Regions from separate parts of the Homo sapiens genome. Here regions 1 and 3 are each linked to region 2. A link is an interaction called in ENCODE POLR2A ChIA-PET data of the cell type or tissue named here. Cell type or tissue: GM12878. All regions are shown on one strand.

What was found. Peaks named below come from ENCODE experiments on the same cell type or tissue, not always from the same donor. Only the 100,000 strongest peaks of a DNase experiment are listed, where the experiment ranks them.
Region 1: POLR2A ChIA-PET joins it to region 2 with 5 read pairs; 2 of 35 experiments call an interaction of 5 or more read pairs at or near these places.
Region 3: POLR2A ChIA-PET joins it to region 2 with 6 read pairs; 1 of 35 experiments calls an interaction of 5 or more read pairs at or near these places.

The regions. Positions count from the first base shown.
Region 1 is chr15:64,399,106-64,403,105 of GRCh38, reverse strand. It overlaps TRIP4 (thyroid hormone receptor interactor 4), which reads right to left. Exons shown (of 13, transcript NM_016213.5): 5 at 2,285-2,363. Among named protein-coding and RNA genes, the nearest start is that of TRIP4, 13 kb to the right of the region's middle. In GM12878, no CTCF peak of the experiment used is centred here; no DNase peak of the experiment used is centred here.
Region 2 is chr15:64,632,418-64,636,417 of GRCh38, reverse strand. The region is part of intron 3 of ZNF609 (zinc finger protein 609); the gene reads right to left. It also overlaps a transcript of LOC101930091 not described here. Among named protein-coding and RNA genes, the nearest start is that of OAZ2, 69 kb to the left of the region's middle. In GM12878, no CTCF peak of the experiment used is centred here; DNase peaks (open chromatin) are centred at 677, 1,597 and 2,127; H3K4me3 peaks cover 1,071 bases; H3K27ac peaks cover 3,755 bases.
Region 3 is chr15:65,181,407-65,185,406 of GRCh38, reverse strand. CLPX (caseinolytic mitochondrial matrix peptidase chaperone subunit X) reads left to right here and starts at 65. Exons shown (of 14, transcript NM_006660.5): 1 at 65-332. The coding sequence starts at 254. RefSeq lists a silencer at 1-126 and an enhancer at 1-432. In GM12878, no CTCF peak of the experiment used is centred here; no DNase peak of the experiment used is centred here; H3K4me3 peaks cover 3,316 bases; H3K27ac peaks cover 2,819 bases.

The sequences.
Region 1 (4,000 bases), 230 kb after region 2:
TGGATCACAAGGTCAGGAGATCGAGACCATCTTGGCTAACACAGTGAAACACCGTCTATACTAAAAAAATACAAAAAAATTAGCCGGGCATGGTGGCGGGCGTCGCCAGTCTCAACTACTCAGGAGGCTGAGGCAGGAGAATGGCATGAACCTGGGAGATGGAGCTTGCAGCGAGCCGAGATCACGCCACCACACTCCAGCCTGGGCGACAGAGCGAGACTCCATCTCAAAACTAACTAACTAAATAAATAATAAATAAATAAAAATAATGTCCTTAACTGACCAAGTGCGGTGGCTCACGCCTGTAATCTCAGCACTTTGGGAGGTTGAGGTGGGCAGATCATCTGAGGTCAGGAGTTCGAGACCAGCCTAGTCAACATGGGAGAACCCCATCTCTACTAAAAATACAAAAAAATTAGCTGGACAAGGTGGCATGCGCTTGTAATCCCAGCTACTTGAGAGGCTGAAGCAGGAGAATCACTTGAACCCAAGTGGCGGAGGTTGCAGTGAGCTGAGATCGCGCCATTGCACTCCAGCCTGGGCAACAAGAGCAAAACTCCGTCTCAGAAAAAAAAAAAAAAATGTTGGCCGGGCGCGGTGGCTCACACCTTAATCCCAGCACTTTGGGAGGCTGAGGTGGGTGGAACACCTGAGGTCGGGAGCTCAAGACCAGCCTGACCAACATGGAGAAACCCTGTCTCTACTAAAAATACAAAATTAGTCAGGGTGGTGACGCATGCCTGTAATCCCACCTACTGGGGAGGCTGAGGCAGAAGAATCGCTTGAACCTGGGAGGCGAAGGCTGCGGTGAGCCGAGATCACACCATTGCACTCCAGCCTGGGCAAAAAGAGTGAAACTCCGTCTCAAAAAAAAAAAAAATGTCCTTAACCATTTTTGTCAGGTGTGTTTCAAGCATAAAAGGCATGCAAAATAATTAGAAAATAAGTAGAGTTCCTATATAACCTTCACATAGCTTCCTTTAATGTTACCATCTTATCTTACAAAACCATAGTACAATTATCAAAACTAAGAAATTAATATTGGTATAATACTATAGACAGACTATTTGGATTTTAACATTTTTTTCCCATTAATGTCATTTTTCTATTCTAGGATCTAATACTGGATCTATACTGCAATTAGTCGTCATATATATCCTTAATCTACTCTGATCTGTGACGTTTCTTCAATCTTTTCTTGTCTTTCATGACATTGTAAATCTCTTGTTCTTAAACTTTCAACCAATAATTTCAGTATCCATTGGTGGATCGTGCTTGTGGCAGTTACTACTGTAGTGTTCTAATTGTGATTTTCTAGTATTTTCATTTCTTGTACTTTATTAACTGGAATTCTTTTATAAGAAGTTGTCCTTTCTCCATTTTATTAACTTATTCAGTTATTTATACAAGTATGGTCACATGGATATTAATTTTATTTAGATTATAATGTAATACTATTATTTATTTTGCTGTTCAATGTTATGTAGTCTTAATAATTTTTCTAAAAAATAGATGCTTATAGAATGAGTGAATAGGCCAGGCACAGTGGGTCACATCTGTAATCCCAGTGCTTTGGGAGGCCGAGGCAGGCAGATCACTTGAGGTCATGAGTTCAAGACCAGCCTGGCCAACATGGCAAAACCCCACCCCTACTAAAAAAATGTAAATATTGGCTGGGCGTGGTGGCTTATGCCTGTAATCTCAGCACTTTGGGAGGCCAAGGTGGGCAGATCATGAGGTCAGGAGATCAAGACCATCCTGGCTAACATGGTGAAACCCCATCTCTACTAAAAAATACAAAACATTAGCCAGGCATGGTGGCATGTGCCTGTAGTCCCAGCTACTTGGCAGGCTGAGGCAGGAGAATTGCTTGAACCCAGAAGGCAGAGGTTGTAGTGAGCCGAGATCAGCGCCACTACACTCCAGCCTGGGTGACAGAGCGAGACTCCATCTCAAAAAAAAAAAAAAAAGTAAATATTAGCTACGCGTGGTGGCACACGCCTGCAATCCCAGCTACTAGGGAGTTTGAGGCAGGAGAATCACTTGAACCCAGGAGGCGGAGGTTGCAGTAAGCCAAGATCGCGTCACTGCTCTCCAGCCTGGGTGATAAGAGTGAGACTCCACATCAAAACAAAACAAAACAAAACAAAAAAAACCCCCCAAAAAAACTGAGAATGAGTGAATAAACTGCATCTTGCACTCCAGGATACAGAAAAGAGAAACAACCACAGACGCAACAAGGTACCCATCATCCCAGTGATCCAATTACAAGACTGCTGTCTACCTGACATGAGTTTCTTTAGCAGTTTCTGGCTCTTGTTTGAGTCACGCTGTAAAATATCTTGTTCCTCATGAGTACACACCTGTAAAATAGTAAGAGTAAGACATGTGATCCAACAGTTAAATTATATTGCTTTCTTGATATATCTAAAAGTAACCTGAAATTACACATTAGATGATGATAAAATAATGAGACTATTGGTGTTTTTTAATCCAAACACACCAAAATATAAAAATGCAAATGAGTTTTCTCCAGATCTCTTTCCATTTCTTTTTTATGACCCAAACAAAAAACTTATATCACTGCACATGTCCCTGAATGACTTAATGGTTTAGAAAAAAAAAAAAAAAAGGCTGGGCACAGTGGCTTATGACTGTAATCCCAGCACTTTGGGAGGCTGAGGTGGGCAGATTGCTTGAGTGCAGGAATTCGAGACCAGCCTGGGCAACATGGCCAAACCCCATTTCAACAAAAAAATGCAAAAATTAGCCTGGCGTGGTGGTGTGTGCCTATAGTTCCAGCTACTTAGGAGCTGGGACTTCTTTGTAGATATGGGGTTTTGCCATGTTGCCCAGGCTGGTCCTGAACTCCTGGGCTCAAGCAGTCTTCCCTCCTCAGCCTCCGAAAGCAATGGGATTATAGGCATCAGCCACCATACCTGGCTTCTGGTTCTTTCTAATAAGACATCTTCTTATAATTAACTTCTCTTGTCAGATTTGGGCTTCATGATTAGAACTGGGTTGCTTTTTATGGTAAAGTCACATATGTTTTATCTAGTATTCTCAACAGTGAGAAATATTTATCTTTGAGAGTACGTTATTTTTTCTTTTTTTCTTTCTTTTTTTTTTTTTGAGCAGGGTGTGGCTTTGTCACCCAGACTGGAGTGCGGTGGCACCATCTCTGCTCACTGCAACCTCCACCTCCCGGGCTCAAGTCATCCTCCCAACTCAGCCTTCCAAAGTGCTGGGATTACAGACATAAGCCAGCATGCCTGGCCTGAGACTCTGTCTAAAAAACAAACAAGGGCCAGGCGCAGTGGCTCATGCCTGTAATCCCAGCACTTTGGGAGGCCGAGGCAGGTAGATCACCTGAGGTCAGGAGTTCAATTGAGCGTGGTCAATATAGAGAAACCCTGTCTCTACTAAAAATACAAAAATTAGCTGGGCGTGGTAGTGGGCACCTGTAATCCCAGCTACTCAAGAGGCTAAGGCAGGAGAATCACTTGAACTTGAACCCAGGAGGCGGAAGTTGCAGTGAGCCACTGCACTCCAGGCTGGGCAAGAGAGTGAGACTCCATCTCAAAAAACAAACAAACAAACAAACTTCAAGGCCAATCTGCTTTACATTACTTCAAGGGACCTAGGAGAAAACACTGTACAATACTTCCTAGCAGTTGCCTCAATGACACACAGAGTTCCTGCCAGCAGCTATAAGAGCTTGCTCTAAAGAGAAAGCTCCATATGGGAGGAGATTTACTGCCATTTAATGGACATTTTTATTGGTAGACACTACATTTTTCAGGTCATCCATTGTCTATCAGCTTATTCTGAGCATATGAAAAAATTAAGGGTCCCACCAGGCACGGTGGCTCACACCTGTAATCCCAGCACTTTGGGAGGCTGAGATGGTTGGATCACCTGAGGTCAGGAGTTCTGAGACCAGCTTGACCAATATGGTGAAACCCTGTCTCTACTAAAAATACAAAAAATTAGCTGGGCG
Region 2 (4,000 bases):
TGCTTTTAGATACCCTAAGGAGAAAACAGAGTACAACTTCGGGGAGGGGTGACTGCTCAATTTCTCACCATAGCCTTTTTGTCATATAGCTTGTTGCTATGGAGAAGGCCGTGAAGGCAGCAACTAAAGGAAATAAAGGATCTGGCAGGAGTAAGCACAGGGATAGTAGATTAAACAAAAATTTCTTGAGCAATTAGTGAGTAGCAGGGCCTATAAATGACATACTTTTCTTGTTTTTCCTAACCCCTACCCCTTTGAAAGTACATGGGCTTGGTTTACCACTATAATTTAATTGAAATACAGAGAAGCCTGAATGGGCCTAACAAAGCTTAAGCCTGGCAGACAAAACACAAGGCCACTTAGCAATGCTGCCTAATGCCAGGAGGAATCAGCTACCTACCCACCCTATCCTGGTGAAATTATCTCCAGCTGCCTAAATTATAAAGTTGATGCCCTGTGATTTCTTTGTTCTGTAAAGCCTGAGGGAGATGGAATAATGAGGTATCAGAAGAGGTGGAGAACAGCCCCTTGTTTCAGAGTAGTCAGAGAGAGAGAGAGCGAGTTAAAGAGAGAAATGGAGTTAGTTCTCACCGGTATCATTAAGAGGCAGCAGCAGCCTCAGTAGCAATAGCTTGGGAGCAAAGCTCTGCTTGAACTAGTCTGAAACTACTGCTGTGGGAGAAAAGGCTAGTTGCCAACTTTGTTAATAGCTTCTGCCTATCATTGTTACAGCAGCTTTATCAAATAGGGCAGGGCCAGGACCTGTTTTTAGCAGTGTAAGCACTAAGACCAGAGGGCTCAACATCTTCCAGCAGATTTCATCACAACCAATGACTAACAAAGACAAGTCCCTCTTCTATTCCACATAAATGATTACAGAGTTGTAAATATCAGAGCTAGAAGGATCATAGAGATCATGTAGTCCAACCTCCTCATTTTACAAATAAGGAAATTAAGGCCCAGATAGTCAAACGACCTTATTAACAGAGCAAGAAAACACCAAGGCTCTCAAATAGGACTTTTTCCCCTTTGAATCACACTTCAAAGCTAAGTTAGTTAGGGCTAATGATTAATCCCAGGCAATACCAGTAAGATATTTATTGCCTAGGTATCACTCAACTAAATTCCTAAGTATCAGGATGATTTTGATAACAAAATAGGTCTGGGTTTTGTTACTGAAATATAAAAAGAATCTCATTTGCAAACAACCTTACCTATCTGGCAAGCTCACAGCCTAGTCACCTATATATACTGCCTGACTGTGCTTTGCTTGGGGGAGGGAGGAGGTGTGTGAGCATGCACAAAGGGAGACTCTCTTTCTCCCCTGGAGATTAGTCTATTTTGCCATTTGCAAAATGAAACTCAAAAAAGCCGGTGACTGAAATTTTTCCCAAGGTCTTCAGGATTTAAATGTATGACAGTGGACATATAACACAATCCACAAAGGTATATAAACACGTCACTGCCCTAAAGTATCCTCTGGGAGTAAGCTGCTAGGTGGGAATGTGTTGGCTGTTGTTTTTGGTGGGGGAGGGGTGGGAGAAAGTAGGTACTGATTTCCCTAATGTTTCCTTTGTGTGGCTGCTGTTGCCATGTGGTGGTCTGTTGCTATGAAGATTTGTGGTGTCAGACAATGGCTGCTAGGCTCTTTATGACTGTGCTATTGGTAGAGCTATTTCTTCGGGATTCAAGCTAGTATGCAACTGGCTAAACAGTGGAGAAAGCTTGGTTGTTACTGTGCCCCATCTCTCCTCTAGGTGAGTACTGCCTGGGGCAAGACTGAAGGTGAAGGGGCATTAATTATAGCATATGAGAAAGAAAAACCAATAGCTGAATGCCACCTTACTTTTCTAGTGCAAATATCTAAAATTAGATATTTCACAGTTCACACACATACTTTTCTACATCAAAATCACACAGGAAAAACCAAGAGTAACTACCAAGGTTACCATTTCCATGAAAGAAGATTAATGGAGAGCCCCTTCCCTTTAGTGAAAAGGATAAAAGCCCACAGCTGGGATCTGCAATCAGATGAGGATGAAGAATAGCTGGGGCAGGTTCTCAGCGGAGCTACCACAGGCAGACTAACTTCCTGCTAAGCAAAACCATAGCCTATTACTCTGATAATGAGAAAACTGCAGCCCACAGACCAAAGCAAAGGGCTCAACCACAGAGTTTGAAGTAGGGCCGAATGTTCTCCTGGGTAACAGGGGCCAGAGTACACAGAAGTCACCATGGGTCTGTTTAGATGTCAGCTACTTACCCACCCTCTTCATACTCCCACACAATTACTCTTCTTTCCATCTCAGAGTATATACACACAGACACACACACACACATATATATATGCATGTCTGTGTATATATATTTTAAAGATCTAGCCCCTGTGCTGTCAATACCATAAGCCACTAGTTAACATATGGCTATTTAAATTTAAATTAAATAAAATTAAACATTCAGACCCTTGGCCAGGCACGGTGGCTATACGAGGCATGAGATTGGTAAACATTTTTTTTTTTAATAATTTTTTTTTTCCTGAGATGGAGTCTCACTCTGTTGCCCAGGCTGGAGCGCAGTGGCACTATCTCGGCTCACTGCAACCTCTACCTCCCGGGTTCAAGCGATTCTCCTGCCTCAGACTCCCGAGTAGCTGGGATTACAGGCGCCCACCACCATGCCTGGCTAAACTTTTTCAACAAAAGACCAGATAACAAATATTTTGGGCCTTGCAGGCCACATGGTCTCTGTTACAGCTTCTCAACTCTGCCACTGTAGGGCAAATGTGAACAAAATACATTAAATGAGAATGACTGTCTTCCAATAAAACTTTATTTATGGGTCCAGGCCCAGTGCCTTACGCCTGTAATCCCAGCATCTTGGGAGGCCGAGGCAGGAGGATTGCTTGAGCCCAGGAGTTGAAGACAAGCCTGAGCAACACAGTGAGATCTCATTTCCGTAAGAAAATATTATAGGCCAGGTGTAGTGGTTCACGCCTATAGTCCTAGCACTTTGGCAGGCTGAAGTGGGCGGATCACTTGAGCCCAGGAGCTTGAGACCAGCCTGAGCAATATGGCAATACCTTGTCACCACAAAAAATACAAAATTAGCCAGATGGGGTGGCACATGCCTGTAGTCTCAGCTACTTGGGAGGTTGAGGTGGGAGGATTACTTGAGCCTGGGAGGTGGAGGCTGCAGGGAGCTGTGATCACGCCACTGCACTCCAGCCTGGGCAACAGAGTGAGACCCTGTGTCAAAAAACAAAACAAAACAAAACAAAACGTGTCACTTCTAATAGGTTACAGAAAAAAAAAAACAAAACAATACTTTATTTATGGACCAGGTGTGATGGCTCACACTTGTAATCGCAGAACTTTGTGAGGCTGAGGCAGGACGATTGCTAGAGCCTAGGAGTTTGAAACCAGCCTGTAAAACATAGTGAGACCCCATCTCTACAAAAAAAAAATTAAAACAAAAAAAATTAGTTGGGCATGGTGGTGTGTGCCTGTAGTCCCAGCTACTTGGGAGACTGAACTGGGAGGATCACTTGAGCCTGCAGTGAGCCATGATCACACCACTGATCACACCACTGCACTCCAGCCTGGGAAACAAACCAAGACTCTATCTGAAAAAAACAAAACAAAAACAACAACAGCCAGGCATGGTGGCTCACGTCTGTAATCCCAGCACTTTGGGAGGCCAAGGCAGGCAGACCTGAGGTCAGGAGTTCCAGACTAGCCTGGCCAACATAGCGAAACCACATCTCTACTAAAAATACAAAAAAAATCAGCCAGGCGTGTGATTCCAGCTACTTGGGAGGCTGAGGCAGGAGAATCACTTGAACCCAGGAGGTGGAGGTTGCAGTGAGCCAAGATTGCACCACGGCACCCTAGCCTGGGTGACAGAGTAAGACTCTGTCTCAAAAAAATAAAAATAAAAAATAAAATAAAAACAACAAACAAACAAAAAACCCTTTATTTATAGACACTGAAATTTGAATTCC
Region 3 (4,000 bases), 550 kb before region 2:
CCCAGTAGGCTGGGGGTGGGGGTAGAAGGAGAAGGAGGGGAAGGGAGGGGGGGGTTGGGTGTCTACTCTGGTGAATAGACGGCTGTGGGGCAGAGAAGCGTGAAGGCCTGGCTGCCGGGCAGGTGAACTCTCCACGGGGTCTAGGGCCCGCGAAAGGGTTCGGAACCGAGTCAGCGCGCCTTGCGGGCAGGATTCACGCCGCTGTGACCCGGAGGTCCTCAGGGGGCGAAGCCCCGGCCTAGGCCTCGCGGAGATGCCCAGCTGCGGTGCTTGTACTTGCGGCGCGGCGGCCGTCCGGCTCATCACCTCCTCACTCGCCTCCGCGCAGAGAGGTAACGAAATAGTGCCACTCCTGAGCCCTCAGCCTGTCGGGGGGGGGGTGGACTGGCCAATGGTTGGGGGCCCCGGGGAGGGCACGAGGCCTGCTGCACCCGGGGAGTGTGAGGGAATGCGCGGCGCTTCGCCCGGCACCCACCACTTTCCCCGTGGAATGGGGCTCTGCCAACCTCTGGAGCAGCCGTTGCTCAAATTGGAAGTAAACTCCTTCCCACGCGCCTGCCTGCACGCTTTCAGGCCTGCTGACTTTGGGGCCGGAATGCGGCCACTTTGTAGAAACCCTGAAAGGCACAAAATGCTCCTGTTATTAAAAAATGTCTCCAGATCCCACTCAGCCCTGCCGGGGACCGCCGCCTGCCATGGCTGCGGCTCTTCTTCCGCAGCCTGGCCGGGATCCCCCTCGGGCCCGTTGGGGGCTCCAGGAGGGGCTCGGCTGAGGATCTGTCCCTACTAGGGTCCCCCAGGACTCGGGGCACCCAGCTGGCCGTCCCGGACGCAAGCCGCGCGATACCCGAGATGTTACTATCACTGTGCGGCCCTGACACTGGGACATAAACAAGGTTCACAATACTTCCCGGCGTCAGGCAAGCCCCGGGGCCCGCAGGACAGCGGCGGGAGAGATGGGGAGAAGTCCCGCAGGAGTTGGTTCGGAAGTACTTGGGTGTTTCAGCAGTCCTTTGCTGGCTTTCCCAACTTGACCGGGAGGTAGTTTCCTAAGAGTGGCGCATGTTGTTTACCTTTTCTTTCTGTTTATCTGAAGCTGTGAAAGAATGGCGCCCCAGCCAAGAGAGTCTGGAAAATAAACTTTTTTTCTCTTCCTCAAATCTGTGGAAGTCAGACCACGAGGCTAGATCCTGTTATAATGACTGACTTCTAGACAAATTCGTTTTATTTTGGCTTATCGGTTTATGACCCTTGGATGGATTTTTAAAAAGGCCCCTTTTATCTAACTTCTAAGCCAATTATAAAATCCTTATTGTTTACTAAATATATCTTCCAGTTTCTTTACTACAGAAGGAAGGATTGAATGAGGTAACGTGGGCAGAAGCATTTTGTAAAATGATATATAAATGTAAGGGAGTAAATTTAATCCTAAATCGATGTTAAGCCTCAACCAGTAGATGTCCCGATTCCAGGAATTCGATTTGCAAACACTTTAAAGTGACATATTTTAATCCATTTATCTGATATATATTAATATTTGTCAAGGGTCCACTGTGTGTCAGGCCTTCTTTTAGTGCTGGAGGTAGAGTGGTGAATAAGTCCTCACCCTCATGTTTAAATCTAGTGGAGTAGACAAAGAATAATACAGTTTCCAGTGGGTGGATGAAGTATGTGTGTGTTCCCTTTGGTCAGGGACGGCTTCTTTGAAAGTGTTACTGATCTCTTGTAGCCAAGAGTCCGTGAACATTTTTGAATCATAGGAGATAGGCAGTTATTTTTTTTTCTTTTCAAAACGACTGTTTTCTTTCTTTTTCTTTTCTTTTCTCCTTCCTTCCTTCCTTCCTTTCCTTCCTTCCTGTCTTTCTTTCCTTTCTGTCTTTCTTTCCATCTACTATCTGTCTTTCTGTCTGTCTTATTTTCTTTCTTTTTTTTTTTTTTTTTTTTTTGAGACAGAGTCTCGCTCTGTCGCTCAGGCTGGAGTGCAGTGGCCAGATCTCAGTTTACTGCAAACTCCGCCTCCTGGGTTCACGCCATTCTCCTGCCTCAGCCTCCCGAGTAGCTGGGACTGCAGGCGCCCGCCACCACGCCTGGCTAATTTTTGTATTTTTAGTAGAGACGGGGTTTCACCGTGTTAGCCAGGATGGTCTCGATCTCCTGATCTTGTGATCCGTCCGCCTCGGCCTCCCAAAGTGCTGGGATTACAGGCGTGAGCCACCGCGCCTGGCCTCTTTTTGTGTGTCTGTCTTGATGGAATCTGCTAAGTTGCCCGGGCTGGAGTGCAGTAGCGCGATCTCGGCTCACTGCAACCTCCGTCTCCTGGGTTCAAGCAATTCTTCTGCCTCAGCCTCCTGAGTAAGCTGGGGTTACAGGCGCGCGCCACCACGCCCCACTAATTTTTATATTTTTAGTAGAGACGGGATTTTGCCATGTTCGTCAGGCTGGACTCCAACTCCTGGACCCCAGGAGATCACCCGCCTTGGCCTCCCAAAGTGCTAGGATTACAGGCTTGAGCCACCGCACCCGGACTAGTATTTCTTTTTAAAAACAGTTGTTCTGAAATTTAGAAAGCTTTGTCTGTATGATAAAGTTCTGTAAATAGTGAAACTTAAATTGTCTTTTCTGGTTGCTGCCAGGTAATCTGGTGAAATATACTTTACAGAAACACTTCTCTTTTTTGGCTTTCAGAGCTTCACCTGGGGTTTACAGGCCTCCAAAGGGTCCTTGAATAGAATTCAGAGATTCTGTGAACTTTATTTTCACTAAGCTCTAACTGAAACACAACGTTTCCTTGGCCTATGAATGTGGGCAACACATCCACAGTAGTCTTAGAAGTGTCTGTGGATTTGTCATCAATCAAAATCAGAAATATTTTCATATCACATTATAGTTGCTGATATTTCAGAATATTGTCCATACTTTTTGCTACTTTGAAATCATAGTAATTATTTAAAAAGCTGTTAGATCTTATTTAATTTTGCTTGTTAATAAAGAGGCATATTTTAAAAATTTTTTGATAACTACTTCATTATAATTTGTTTCCTTTGTTATGTATTTTATTTTATACATTTAAAAATATTATTCTGAGAAGATCTATTCAGAGGCTTCACCAGACTGCTTAAGGGGTTCATGGCACAAAAAGTGTTAGAAATCCCAATTACTTTGCTACAGAGCTTTATCATTTTTATGAGGATTTTATGATTGGTGAATGGTCATTTTGATTGATTGCATCTGTCACTCTCCCTCAATTACTTTTTCTTTTTCTTTCTTTCTTTCTTTTTTTTTTTTTTTGAGACGGAGACTCTGTTGCTTAAGCTGGAGTGCAGTGGTGCCATCTCGGTTCACTGCAACCTCTGCTTCCTGGGTTCAAGCGATTCTTCTGCCTCAGCATCCCGGGTAGCTGAGACTACAGGCGCGTGTCACCATGCCCAGCTAATTTTTTGTATTTTTAGTAGAGATGGGGTTGCACCGTATTAGCCAGGATGGTCTCGATCTCCTGACCTTATGATCTGCCCCCCTGGGCCTCCCAAAGTGCTGGGATTACTGGCATGAGTCACTGCACCTGGCCCCCTCAATTACTTTTTCTAAGCCTACTTTTGGGATTGATACTATCTTTATTTATTTATTTATTTATTTATTTATTTATTTATTTATTTATTTTGCGACAGAGCCTCGCTCCGTTGCACAGGCTGGAGTACAGTGGCGCAATCTCGGCTCACTGCAACCTCTGCCTCGTTCAAGTGATTCCCCTGCCTCAGCTTCCCAAGTAGCTGGGATTACAGGCACCTGTCACCACGCCTGGCTACTTTTTGTATCTTTAGTAGAGACAGGGTTTCACCATGTTGGCCAGGCTGGTCTTAAACTCCTAACCTCAAGTGATCCACCCACCTCAACCTCCCAAAGTGCTGGGATTACAGGCGTGAGCCATCACACCTGGCTCCTTCAATTTTTTTATTGTGGTAAGATACATATAAAATTTACAAGACTTAACTATTTTTAGTGT